Regions from separate parts of the Homo sapiens genome. Here region 1 is linked to region 2. A link is an interaction called in ENCODE POLR2A ChIA-PET data of the cell type or tissue named here. Cell type or tissue: PC-3. All regions are shown on one strand. Each heading gives the region's core, and the rest is flanking DNA. Links, peaks and the distances in the headings are about the cores only.

Evidence for each region. Peaks named below come from ENCODE experiments on the same cell type or tissue, not always from the same donor. Only the 100,000 strongest peaks of a DNase experiment are listed, where the experiment ranks them.
Region 1: POLR2A ChIA-PET joins it to region 2 with 6 read pairs; 1 of 35 experiments calls an interaction of 5 or more read pairs at or near these places.

Annotation. Positions count from the first base shown.
Region 1 is chr19:4,371,438-4,377,958 of GRCh38, forward strand. All of the region lies in intron 1 of SH3GL1 (SH3 domain containing GRB2 like 1, endophilin A2), which reads right to left. Among named protein-coding and RNA genes, the nearest start is that of SH3GL1, 26 kb to the right of the region's middle. RefSeq lists enhancers at 1,731-2,464, 3,155-3,449, 3,199-3,931, 3,215-3,509, 3,932-4,665 and 6 more and a silencer at 3,835-4,129. In PC-3, for the core only: a CTCF peak has its summit at 4,488; DNase peaks (open chromatin) are centred at 3,344, 3,934 and 4,434; H3K4me3 peaks cover 1,500 bases; H3K27ac peaks cover 2,500 bases.
Region 2 is chr19:2,499,689-2,506,209 of GRCh38, forward strand. It overlaps the pseudogene RNU6-993P. Among named protein-coding and RNA genes, the nearest start is that of GADD45B, 27 kb to the left of the region's middle. In PC-3, for the core only: no CTCF peak of the experiment used is centred there; DNase peaks (open chromatin) are centred at 3,923 and 4,263; H3K4me3 peaks cover 647 bases; H3K27ac peaks cover 1,547 bases.

The DNA.
Region 1 (6,521 bases), core at 2,380-4,879, 1.9 Mb after region 2:
TTGGGATTTAAACATCTCAGCGGGGAAACCTGATCCACACAGCACGGAACACAAATGCCCGTCTCGGGCTTGGTGCCCCAGCAGACTATCTGCTCTGATGAATTCACAGGGTTTTGTTTTTTTTTCTCTTTTAAAGAAGAAAGCCAGCGTGGGGGAGGGCAAGGGAGGGCTGCTGTGGCCCAGCCTGCAGGGATGCGCCACATTTGCCCGCAGAGGGGTCGGCCCCAGGGTCCTCAGGTCTCACTGGCAGTCATGCTGTGGTGCTTGGTAATTTCCAGGTTCACAGCAGAGTTCACGGGTCCTCCCTCGGCTGGGGAGCGGGTCTCTGGCTGGTGTCTGCCTGCCCGTCGGCATCGGTGGTGCTGTGGTGCTGCACGCTGTGCTACAGAGCCATCTCCGCGTCCCTCCCTGCAGTCCTCCTCAGCGGAATCTGTGAGCGCACAGACCACAGGGGCCTCGCCCAGTGCCAGGCACAGAGCGGAGAAATGGCAGGTGGGCACGGCTGGTCAACCGCAGCGAATACCTGTGACAAGGCCTCATCTTTTTTTTTCTTTTTAAAGAGGCAGGGGTCTCACTATGTTGCCCAGGCTGGTCTCAAACTCGGCCTCAAGCAATCCTACCTCAGCCTTCCAAGTGCCAAAACTACAGGCATGACACAGTGTGCCTGGCCAAGGCCATACATTTACAGGACTAGGGGACAACAGCCCCAGGACAAAGCATGGGTTGGGGAGCTGGGGACCATAGGAGGGGGTCCAGGCCCAGCCACCTGCAGGACCAGGGACAGGGCAGGCAGGACACACGGAACAAGGGCCACTATTCACAGTCCCATGTGCCAGCCCCCATGCTAGGCACTCTGTGCCCGGCCCCCAACGTCACAGAGGAGGAAGCTGAAGGGGACGTGGAGGAGGCGAGTGCTCAGCCCCTCCTCACAGTGGGCGCAGTTCTAACACTGCAGCTGTGTTCAAGGCCTGGTCAGCCATGGAAAGGGGCAAAGCCAGGGTAAGGCCTGCAGAAGCAGCAGAGTCCTTATCAGACCTCTGTGCAAAACAGCTGGAATACAGGGTCGGGGTGGAGGCCCCAGGGAGGGACGTAAGGATCCCTGTGGTGTAGAAAAAGCCCTGACGTGGGAAGAGGGCAGGGGCAAAGGATGTAGGGATGTATCATATCCGTGTGTCTCTGAACCCCTTTCCATCTGCAACGCCCTTCCCTGCTGGCCCAACACCTGGGAGCCACTGCCCAACACACATGGCCACCTCGAGTCCATCACAGCTTCTTTCCCATGAGTCAAAAAGTCGAAGACGCGCACAGCCTGGAGGCGGCCTGCTGCCCAGCGACACAGGAAGCCACTGGCCTTCGTGTCCCCTTTTCCATGTGGGCTCCCAGGCTCCTGGCTTGCTGATGTGTCTGTCTGTCCTTCCTGGAAACCTTCAGTGGCCCCAGTGGCATGGGGACTCTCCAGACCTGAGGCCCTTGCGTGCTGACTATGAAAGCTCGCCTATCTACAGGGGCGGCGCTGGCTGCAGGCAGCTCTGAGCTTTCCTGTGACAGTAAGTGCCTGGCATGGGTGGGGTTGTGGCCCCTGGGCTCCTGGTCTGGGAGCCTGCAGGGCATCCGCAGGTGAAAAGCAGGAGTAGTCATTCCTGCACATGCTCAGGGATGAGGCCAGGAGGGGGAGGGAGAGGAGCAGTGGGAGGGGGGGCCACAGGAGCACCACAGGTGCCAAGTGACCCTCACAGGTGCCAGGTGATCCTCATGGCCCGGCGGCGAGGAATCAGACGGCAGAAACCCACTCCCCAGCCCAAGGGAAGATGGAGGGAGCCTCTGCCTTGGGGCTGACTGGGTCATCACCCACTGTGTGTGATGCACGGAGGGAAGGGTCCCGACAGCCGGGGCTCCCCTCAGCATCTGGGAGTTCTGAGAGCCCTGGATTTGCCACTGTCCTTCGAGCCTCCAGCCTCTCAGTAGAGATCTCCCCTCCTGTCCATCAAGGCTGAATGGTTTTTAAAAAGCAGCCTTTGGGAACGGAGGCACTGAAAACAATGAATCAAGACAAAGTTTCTGAAATTATTTTCTCACGGAAACCCCAAACCAGACGCTGCCACCATGGCCAGATTGGGCACCCGGGGACAGCCACAGACCCACCTCTGTGGCGGGTCAGGCGCTCCTCTGGGAACCAAGCTCTGGCAGCAAAAGGACAGTGGCTCTGGAAGCCCCAGGCGTCCTCTCAGCCAAAGGGGCAGTCCCTTGGGCCTGGGCTGGCAACCGAGATACCGGCTCTGGACTGGAACCAGAATGGGCTCTGCCTCAGACCAGGCCACAGAGGGCCCCCTGAGAGCCCGGCTTCCCCACGGCCCCCAGGCTGTGGGGACAGGCCTGCCACAGACTTCCTGGCCAGAGGTGTGGCTGGGTGCCATGGTAGGGAAAGACAGCCAGACATTGGGGGCCATGGTGCGGCCCGGCCACCGCAGTCTAAATCGCCTTGGGGGTGCGTTTCTGCCAACTGTGGTGCTGGCCATTCATGCCGTCTCTCAGGCTGTCGGGCCCTGCCCTGCCTGACTCCTGGCTCTTGGAGCTGGAGAAAGGACTCTCAGATTGGCAGAGAGCGATAAATGCTTTGTTGTGTGCGCGGCAGCGAGCCGATGTCATTTGAAGTCACAGCACATGAAAATGAGGGGGAGAAAAAAACTTAGGCAAGAGAAATCCTCCAGATGGGCCCTGGAGGCCCCATCCAAGAGTCTGAGGCCAACACATCAGGGGAACTGGAAGCAGAGAGGGAATCAGCCACTGGAAAGAAGTCACGCAGACGAAGTGGTGACAGCCACGACAGGAAATTGCTCAGCGGTGGCCACAACAGAGTGGCAGCCAGGGGCCAGGGGCCAGCTCTGTGACCATCCCCGAGAGAGAAAGGGGACATTCAGGCCTGGTCTATGATGGTCTGGTGGCCGGAGGCTCCGTGAGGGCAGCCCCAGGGCCAGAAGGACCTCTCCTGTGCTGACAGCAAAGTCACCAGCGGGAGTCCAGCCCACACTGCCTTTCTGATGAGGCCTCCAGCTCTGGCTGCTGACTTTAAACCCTAAGGAACCCTGTGCAGGGCCTGCATCCCGGAAGGCCTCCACCAGCCCGAACCTGGCCCGTCCGCCCTAGATGGGGCAATCGGCGTTTCTCCCGGGACAGCCTCCTCCCTGGCCTCCTGGCCCTCGTCTGCATTGAGAGGCTTGGCCTCTGGTCCGCATGCTGCCCTTCCCGTGCTGTGGCCTTGCAGCCCGGCCTCTCCCCTGCTGTCCCCCTTGGCTCTGGCCTGGCCCCTGGGCCCCTGAGTCACCCCTGAGGTGACTCAGCAGTCCTTGGAAACGCATGCCGAGGACGCACCCTGCCTGGCCCAGCTCCACATGGGTGTGGGGGAGGCTGCGGGCTGCGCCTGGTGGCCGTATGGGGCCTAGGCTGGCCAGTGCTGCCCAATGGTGGGGGCTCCCTCACCGCCCGTCTGGCAGAAGCCATGGGCCACACGCTGTCCCAGCACATGGTGGCAGGGCGGTGACCTGGGCTCGGCTCTAATGACCGGCAGCCCTGGGGCTCCCATCACCACTACCAGTCTGCCCAGGAGGCAGCAGAGCACTGAGCCCGACCTGCTCCCCTCGGGCACCTACGAGACCCACCTGCCCCTCCATGCGTGGGGGAGAAGGGGTGCCCTCTGCTGTGGAAAGCTGGGACCTACTGTCTGTGGTGCGAGGCTGACCCCACAGAGCTCCAGGACAACCCCGAGAGGAGTGGACAGAGCCAGCCGGGCCCTCCAGCCCCCACCTGGCCCAGCTGCCGCCTCTGGGCAGATGTCTCCACTTGATAAACAGGACAGCTAAGGGCCTAGGAGAGACATGCCTGGCCCAAGGCCAGACAGCAGGAGTGGCTAGGAAGGTCAAGGGATCCCCACTGCAGGCCCCACCAACCCTGGCTCTGCCTGGAATGCAGTCAGGGCAGGTGGAAGGGGAGGGGCAACGCCCCAGGGCTGGGCGAGGAATCTGGGAGCAGGTGGGAAGCTCATGCTACCTTCCCAGGAGACGGGAGGACAGGCCTGCCAACCAGGGGGCTCAGCTATGTGGGACACACGCTCCCACCCTTGCCCTTGCACAGGGTTTCATCCAAACATGGAGATGCCAGTGAGTGCCTGGGGCTCCTCTCCCAGGAACAAACCACACCCAGAGCTCCAGCCCGAGCGAACACATCTACATGAAAATCAGCCTCATGCATCATGCATTGTAATTTCTCATCTTGGGGACCAGGCAGGAGGGCTGTGTGACATACAACTGGTAAAATCAGTTTCCGATGAAAACTTATAAAAGGAAAAAGCCAACCCACAAACAAATGAGGCGATAAATCCCCTGAGGCTCCGCCTGGCAGGGAAACACCAGCTCTGCAGCACTGAGCACAGGCTGGTGTTCCCACTGGGGGCAGCATGGAGGATCTGCGTCCAGGGGGCAGAGTGTGATGACATCACCCACATGCACAGGAACGATAAGGCTTTCTTAAAAAACGATCTTTTCTCAACAGCTCCTCAAAAGGAGCTGAGGCAATGCATAGCCCTGCAGGAAGAGACTGGAAATGGTCTTGGAGAGAGAACTGCGGGGCATGGTGACAGCGGTGAGAGGCTGCAGGTGCACAGATCTCAACGAGGGGCCGTGAGTTCCCTCACTCCCTGAGAGCTGAGGAGACTTGCCCGAAAGCCCAGAGCCCTTCCTGAGACACAGAAACCATCTTCACCATCTCTAAGATCCCTTCCATTTCTGAAGGACTTCCATTTCTTTGTGACTGTGGGCCACCATGGGCATGAGTCACCTGTCACCAGAGCCTGGTGTCCCTGTGCAGCTGTGCCAGGTGGGCAGAGGAGACAGGTGAAGGCACATTCCTCAGCGCCCGCTCACAGCTCTGCCCACCGTGCATTCTGTAGAGAACCTCAGCGCCCTCCTCCCTGCCGGCAGCCAGGCAGGGATTTAGGTGGTTTCTGTTTGGCCTCCAGTGCTTGCCTCTCCCGTGTCCTATCCGCCCAGACCTCAGACCTCAGAGAAGCCTCCTCCCACAGGAAGCTCTCCTGATTGATCCCCATCACTGGTCTCCTCACCTTCTCCCAACACACCACTGATGCCTCCTCTCTCGTGCGCCTGCCCCTTCACACTTCATCTTACACCCCCATCTGCCTGGGCGGCCCCCCCATCTCCCCTCAGAGCTTTTGCTCTCGCTGTTCCTTCTCCCTCACTGAGCCTCCCTGGATCTTCCCATGCTGGGTCTTAGCCACCAGGGCTCTGTCCATCCAAATGTCCCCATGGCTGCAAGGCTGCCCCACCCTCCTGCTATCCTCACGGGGCCTCGCATTCCTCTTGCTTGCTTGTTTTCGGGTCCCCTGCTGTCCCGTCTCAGACACAGGAAGCACTCTCCAATGCTTAGCGCCCTAGAATAAAGGACCCCGGGCAACCTCTTGGGGGTCCTCGCCACATCCCACCCCTTGACAGCAGCTAAGCTCCGGGGGCAGCAACTCCCCGCAGTGACCCGGAAGGCAGCCAGATGATACTCCTCCCATCACCTTCCCTTTTGTGGCTCGTGGACGGTTCACCTGGGCTGACACTGATGGAGGCCGCCAGGCCCATTCCCAGCCTGGAGCTGGCTCCCTCCCCAGAGAGCTGCAAGGTTGGGAAAATTTGCAAAGAACAAAACGTGAGCTAGGCAGGCCTAGCCTGACTCACATCCTGGGGACCCAGCTACCACATTTGGGCAGTTTCTTATCCAGGAGGATGCCCGGGAACAGTGACAGGTCTGAGGTCTGGGCGGATAGGACACGGGAGAGGCAAGCACTGGAGGCCAAACAGAAACCGCCTAAATCCCTGCCTGGCTGCCAGCAGGGAGGAGGGCACTGAGGTTCTCTACAGAATGCGTGGTGGGCAGAGCTGTGAGCGGGCACTGAGGAATGTGCCTTCACCTGTCTCCTCTGCCTATCTGGCACACTTACACAGGGACACCAGGCTCTGGTGACAGGTGACTCATGCCCATGGTGGCCCACAGTCACGAAGACAGGTTTTCTGAGGTGTGGCTACCAAAAGCACCCAGGCCAGAAGTCATCCCGGGTGGCACGGGGCAGGGCAGGGGGTGGTGAGAGGCGGTCAGCAGCTCTGCACAGCCAGCCGCGCCTGTGCACTGGGGCCCTCTGCGAGCATTAGGTGCCAGCAGCTGTCACCTTGCAGTGGCCACTCCTGCCCCCTCGCCAGGTCACGTGCACTGGCTCTGGCGCATGGGTGCCCCTGGCCGCTCAGAGGCACTGCCTGCTCCTTACACAGTGATGTCGGTGGTGGAAACCCGGGCTGGGAATCTCAGAATTGCTGACCACGGCCTCAGCACAGAGGAAGCAGGCAAATGGCCCGAGTCCCCCCACCATCTCCCCTGCAGCGAGAAGACTGCAGCCTCTCCTGTCTGAAGACTCGCGTTTGGGTCCCGGGCCTGGGAGATTCTGGCGGGTGCAGCCTGCTTCCCAGGGCCCC
Region 2 (6,521 bases), core at 2,717-5,216:
GCAACCCCCCGCCCCCCAGGTTCAAGCAATTCTCCTGCCTCAGCCTCCTGAGTAGCTGGGATTACAGGCACGTGCAAGCATGCCTGGCTAATTTTTTGTATTTTTTAGTAGAGACAGGGTTTCATCGTGTTAGCCAGGATGGTCCCGATCTCCTGACCTCGTGATCCGCCTGCCTCGGCCTCCCAAAGTGTTGAGATTACAGGCGTGAGCCACCGCGCCTGGCTGAGAATTCTTCCTTTCTAGAGGCCACTGCATGTGGCCTTCGAGGGGAGGGGTCGTGGGACAGGAGTAGTTACCAAAGGCAGAACCCTTTTAGATTCCCCTGATTCTCACAGAGTGGGCTGGAGGCACGTAAACCACCTGATAATGCAAGCCGGGTTTTCCTGAATGTTCTCTGGAGTAGGTCGCTCATCCTAGGTGAAAGCAGATCTTTTCCCTAGGATCTGAGGCTTTAGACGCAGGAATTGTCACTGCCATTTGCTCCAGAATCCCAGTGCTGCTCCGACTGTAATTGCTCATTTTACTGATCAATTGAGACAGACAAATGCAGTTAGAAGACACAGGGATGACCTCTGGAAGGTCCAAGGGACCAGAGTGAATGTTGTCGCCAAAGATCCTGTAAGTGAGAGGCGGAGCCGGGGCCGAGACTGGACACCTGTCAGCAAGCTCATTCCCCCAACGACACCCTGGCCTGTCTTGGCGTACGCTGGCAGTCTGCGTTCTGAACAGGGGAGATGTTTCTTTCTCAACCTTGGCTTGGAGTTCTCCCCAGAGTGATAAATGTTGGCGAGAAAGAGCGGCACATTCTTTTTTTTTTTTTTTTTTAGACAGAGTTTCACTCTTGTCGCCCAGGCTGGAGTGCCACGGTGCGATCTTGGCTCACCACAACCTCCGCCTCCCGGGTTCAAGCGATTCTTCTTCCTCAGCCTCCCGAGTAGCTGGGATTACAGGCATGAGCCACCACGCCCGGCTAATTTTGTATTTTTAGTAGAGACGGGGTTTCTCCGTGTGGGTCAGGCTGGTCTCAAACTCCTGACCACAGGTGATCCGCCCGCCTCAGCCTCCCACAGTGCTGGGATTACAGGCTTGAGCCACTGCGTCCGGCCAGGAGTGGCACATTCTTAGGGCCGGCTCACCCGTGAGGCCCTACATCACTCTTTCCACTGTAAACCCTGTGGTGGCTGCTACAGATCAGCCACAAGTGCAGAAAGCGCTGAACCCGACGCGGCCACCCAGGGGGAGCCCCCATCCCGGAGACTTTGCTGTGCCCTCCCAGGCCCCTCGTGGGATTTTTTCTCTTTTCTTTGGATCCCTGGCGGGGGTCGGAGAGGGTGTGGGAGGGCGCAGAATAAACCCTGAGCCTGCCTCATTGGCTGCCTGGGCTCCAGAGCCCTGCCGTTGCTTGTGGAGGACTTTCTGGGAATCACGTGGACTGGCCAGAAGGGCTGGGAACTGGAGAGCAGGCAAGGATTCTGGAAGAGGGGAGATCCCAGTGGGAGGGATTTGAGGCTGGCAGTGGGTCAGAGACAGAAGTCCAGATGGACAGGTTTAAAGTCTCTGCTTAAGGCGGGGCGTGGTGGCTCACGCCTGTAATTCCAGCACTTTGGCAGGCCAAGGCGGGTGGATCACTTGAGGTCAGGAGTTTGAGACCAGCCTGGGCAACATACTGAAACCCCGTCTCTACTAAAAATACAAAAATTAGTCAGGAGTGGTGGCGAGCGCCTGTAATCCCAGCTACTCAGGAGGCTGAGGCAAGAGAATCACTTGAACCCAGGAGGCGGAGGTTGCAGTGAGCCGAGATTGCGCCACTGCACTCCAGCCTGGGTGACAGAGTGAGACTCTGTCTCAAAAAAAATAAATAAAATAAATAAATAAAAATAAAAGTCTCTGCTTAGATAAGCACTATGCTTCTGCTGCCTGTAAATGGCTCTTTTACCCTTTCTTTAGCATGAAAACAAATTTTCTAATTATTATAAACAAAATGTGTGCAATGTGGAGGCTGGCTGTTGGTACTCATTATCCTTCTCTTGCTTGACGTCAAGTGAAAGATAAATTGTTGCCTCTGGCCCTTCCCAGGACCAAAGAGAAGGCACGACGTCAAATGCATCTCCTTGGATTTGGGAGGCAATGTATACTTAATTTGGGTGTGCTTCCCCGGCCTGGTTGAGGAGGCCATCGTGCCCTCCCTCCATCAGTCTGCGCTCTGTGGCATCTGTGGCGTGGACCCTTCTTTGCTTTGCAGAGGCAGAGTGTCTGCATTCGGCATCGTACCCAGCCCAGTCCAGAGTTTACAGTAGGGGTCACCCTTGGAGGTCTGTGTTCTGTGGGTTTTACCCAATGCATGAGGTTACATATCCACCATGACAGTGTCACATACAGTAATTTCACTGCTCCCCAAATCCTCTGTGCTCCACCTATTCACCCTTATCCCCGCTTCCTTCAACCTGGGTAACCCCTGATTTTTTTTTTTTTTTTTTTTTTTTGATGGAGTCTCATTCTGTCACCCAGGCTGGAGTACAGCAGTGCCATCTGGGCTCACTGCAACCTCCGCCTCCCGGGTTCGAGCGATTCTCCTGCCTCAGCCTCCCGAGTAGCTGGGATTACAGGCCTGCACCACCACATCCAGCTAATTTTGTATTTTCAGTAGAGACAGGGTTTCTCCATGTTGGTCAGGCTGGTCTCCAACTCCCGACCTCAGGTGATCCACCCGCCTCAGCCTCCCAAAGTGCTGGGATAACAGGCGTGAGCCACCACTGATGTTTTTACTCATGTATAGCTTTGCCTTTTGCGGAATCTTTTCTAGTTGGGATCGTAGCATGGAGGCTGTGAAGGCTGCAGCTTCTTTCACTTGTTTCCCGGTGTATTCCAGATTTCAGGAGTTATTCGTACAACTCGGCTTGTGACTTCACATCACTCCAGCCTCTTGTTTCTGTTGTTATGTCTCCTTCTCTGACTGACCTTCCTGCCACCCTCTTACAAGGACCCTGTGATGACATTGGGCCTACCTGGATAATCCAGACAAGATCTCTAATTTTTTTTTTTTTTTTGAGACAGAGTCTTGCTCTGTTGCCCAGGCTAGAGTACAGCGGCTCCATCTCGGCTCACTGCAACCTCTGCCTCCCGGGTTCAAGCCATTCTCCTGCCTCAGCCTCCCAAGTAGCTGGGACTAGAGGTGCCCGCCACCACGCCTGGCGAATTTTTTGTACTTTTTTTTAGTAAAGACGGGGTTTCACCGTGTTAGCCAGGATGGTCTCGATCTCCTGACCTCGTGATCCACCCGCCTTGGCCTCCCAAAGTGCTGGGATTACAGGCGTGAGCCACCCGCCTGGCAATTTTTAATTATTATTATTTCTTTTTTAAAAATATGAAATGCTTCATGTCATCCTTACGCAGGGGCAATACTAATCTTTGCATCCTTCCAACTTTTTGAATATGTGCTACTGAAGTGAGCATGTTATAAGGGTAAGGTTTTGTTTTTTTGTTTTTTTTTTTTAATTTTGAGATGGAGTTTTGCTCTTGTTGCAATGATGCGATCTCATCTCACTGCAATCTCTGCCTCCCAGGTTCAAGTGATTCTCCTGCCTTAGCCTCCTGAGTAGCTGGGATCACAGGCATGAGCCACCACGTCCAGCTAATTTTGTACTTCTAGTAGAGACGGGGTTTCGCCATGTTGGTTAGGCTGGTCTCGAACTCCTGACCTCAGGTGATCCACCCACCTTGGCCTCCCAAAGTGCTGGGATTACAGGCATGAACCACTGTACCCGGCCAGTAAAGGCTTTAAATGTTTAATGACTTCAATCTGTTGTGACTTTTTTTCTGTCCTAATAGCTTAAGCAAACCCCTTCTGGAATATCTGAAAAATATGTTGGTGGGTGTATGAGACAGGGCCGACTTCATGGGTGTGCGACTTGTGAGTCACCCAGGGCCCCATGATCAGAAGCGCTGTGTGGTCGGAAGGGCCCCACCCTTGGTTTAATGCTGCTGTCATTGTCTTGAAATTCTTAAACATTTTTGAAAAAGGGCCCTGTGTTTTCATTTTTTACTGAGCCCTGCACGTTACATGGCCGGTCCTGGTATGAGACCCTCTTATGCTCCCCTGCAGAGCCCCTCGACCTCACCCACTCACGGGCTAGCTCCGTCAGGTGTTGACGGATGTCACTCAGGTGTGAGCTCTGCACCTGAGCTCCCCCCTGCACACAGGCAGCCACAACCAGTCAGTGCAGAGGTGAGCCTGTGGCCAGTGAGGAGCCGGTGAGTCAACCTCCTCCCGCCTACGGGCCCTGAGACGCCGGCTCCGTGAGCTTGCGGGGTCGAGGGCGCCTATATTAAGCCAAGGCTGAGGCAGTGACACACCCTCTTATGGGCCTGCTCTCGCTCCCTGCTTCATTGTCCTGGTCTCTCCCTCTCGTATGGAGGATCAGACTGGACTCCCCCAGAAAACAAGAGCATATGAACCTTCTGTCTCAGGCTCTGCCTCTGGGGAGCCCAAGCTATGGTTGGCTGAATAGCAGCCGGCAAAGATGTCCTTGTTCTAATTCCGGGAGCACAGGGGTATGTCACCTTCCACGGCAACAGAGACTCTGCAGGTGCGATTGAGTGAAGGACTCTGAGATGGGAGAGCAGCCTGGATGATCTGGAGTCCCCAGTGTCCTCACAGGGTCCCTCATAAGAAAGACTAGAAGAGGCTGCGCTCCTGGCTGCGAAGGTGGAGGAAGGGGCCCCGAGCTGAGGGATGTGAGCCCCTCGACGCTGGGAAAGACGAGGAGTTGGATTCTTTTTTTTTTTTTTAATTTAAAATAATTTAATTTTAAGTCTGGGATACATGTGCAGATCTAAATGATAGTCTAGGAGAAAATATTTGCAACACCTATAACAGATCAGAATTCCCAAGCCTGCAGGTTTGTTACATAGGTAAACATGTGCCATGGTGGTTTGCTGCAATCAACCCGTCACCTAGGTATTAAGCCCCACATGTTGCTGGGCGCGGCGGCTCATGCCTGTAATCCCAGCACTTTGGGAGGCCGAGGTGGGTGGCTTGCTCGAGGTCAGGAGTTCGAGACCAGCCTGACCCACATGGTGAAACCCCGTCTCTACTAAAAATACAAAAATTAGCTGGGTGTGGTGGCGGACGCCTGTAATCCCAGCTACTCAGGAGGCTGAGGCAGGAGAATCACTTGAACCTGGGAAGCAGAGGTTGCAGTGAGCTGAGATTGCACCATTGCACTCCAGCCTGGGTGACAGAGCGAGACTCCGTCTCAAACAAACAAAAAGCCCCACGTACGTCAGCTCTTTATCCTGGAGCCCTCCCTCCCTTCCCCCTCACCTCACCCCCCAGCGGCCCCAGTGTGTGTTGTTCCCCTCCCTGTGTCCATGTGTTCTCAGTATTCAGCTCCCACTTATAAGTGAGAACATGTGGTGTTTGATTTTCTGTTCTGTGTTAGTTTGCTGAGGACAACGGCTTCCAGCTCCATCCATGTCCCTGCAAAGGACATGATCCCGTTCCTTTTTGTGGCTGCATAATATTCCATGCTGTGTATGTACAACATTTTTGTCTTTTGAGACAGAGTCTTGCTCTTGTCACCCAGGCTGGAGTGCAATGGCGGGATCTCAGCTCACTGCAACTTCCACCTCCCGGGTTCAAGCAATTCTCCTGCCTCAGCCTCCCGAGTAGCTGGGACTACAGGTGCCCACCACCACACTCAGCTAATTTTTTGTATTTTCAGTAGAAACAGGGTTTCACCGTGTTAGCCAGGATGGTCTCGATTTCCTGACCTCGCGATCCACCCTCCTCAGCCTCCCAAAGTGCTGGGATTACAGGCGTGAGCCACCGCGCCCAGCCAGGATGTATCATTTTAAATCTTAGTTTGTGGAACAGTTTTCTAACTAAGCATGTCACAAAACCTAGAGAATCAAGAAAGGAACATGTTGATGAGTTTTGTGTGCCAGACATAAAAATCTAAATGATAGTCTAGGAGAAAATATTTGCAACACTTGTAACAGACCAGAATTAACAAGCCTGCGTAAAAAGTGTCTTTCATCCCAAAGAAATACGCAAGTGATTTAATTAGGAAATAAACAGACTGGGTGCAGTGGCACACACCTGTAATCCCAGCACTTTAGGAGGCCAAGATAGGAGGATCACCTGAGCCCAGGAATTGGAGACCAGCCTGGGCAACACAGCAAGAACTCATCTTTAAAATTTTTTTTTAAATTAGCTGAGTGTGGTGGTGCTTCCATGTAGTCCCAGCTACTTGGGAGGCTGAGGTGGGAAGACTGCTTGAATTTGGGAGATCAAGGCTGCAGTGAGCTATGATAGCACCACTGGACTCCAGCCCGGGCGACAGAGCCAGCAGGCCCTGTCTCAAAAAAGAAAAAAAAAAAAAAAAGAAAAGAAAAGAAACAAAAAGTATGAATAGGCATTTTACATATGAGGGAATAAAAATGTCTCATAATTCTAGGGACCGGTACACACACATATGCTGGAATGCACACACACATCCAAGTGTGTGTACAGAAATTAA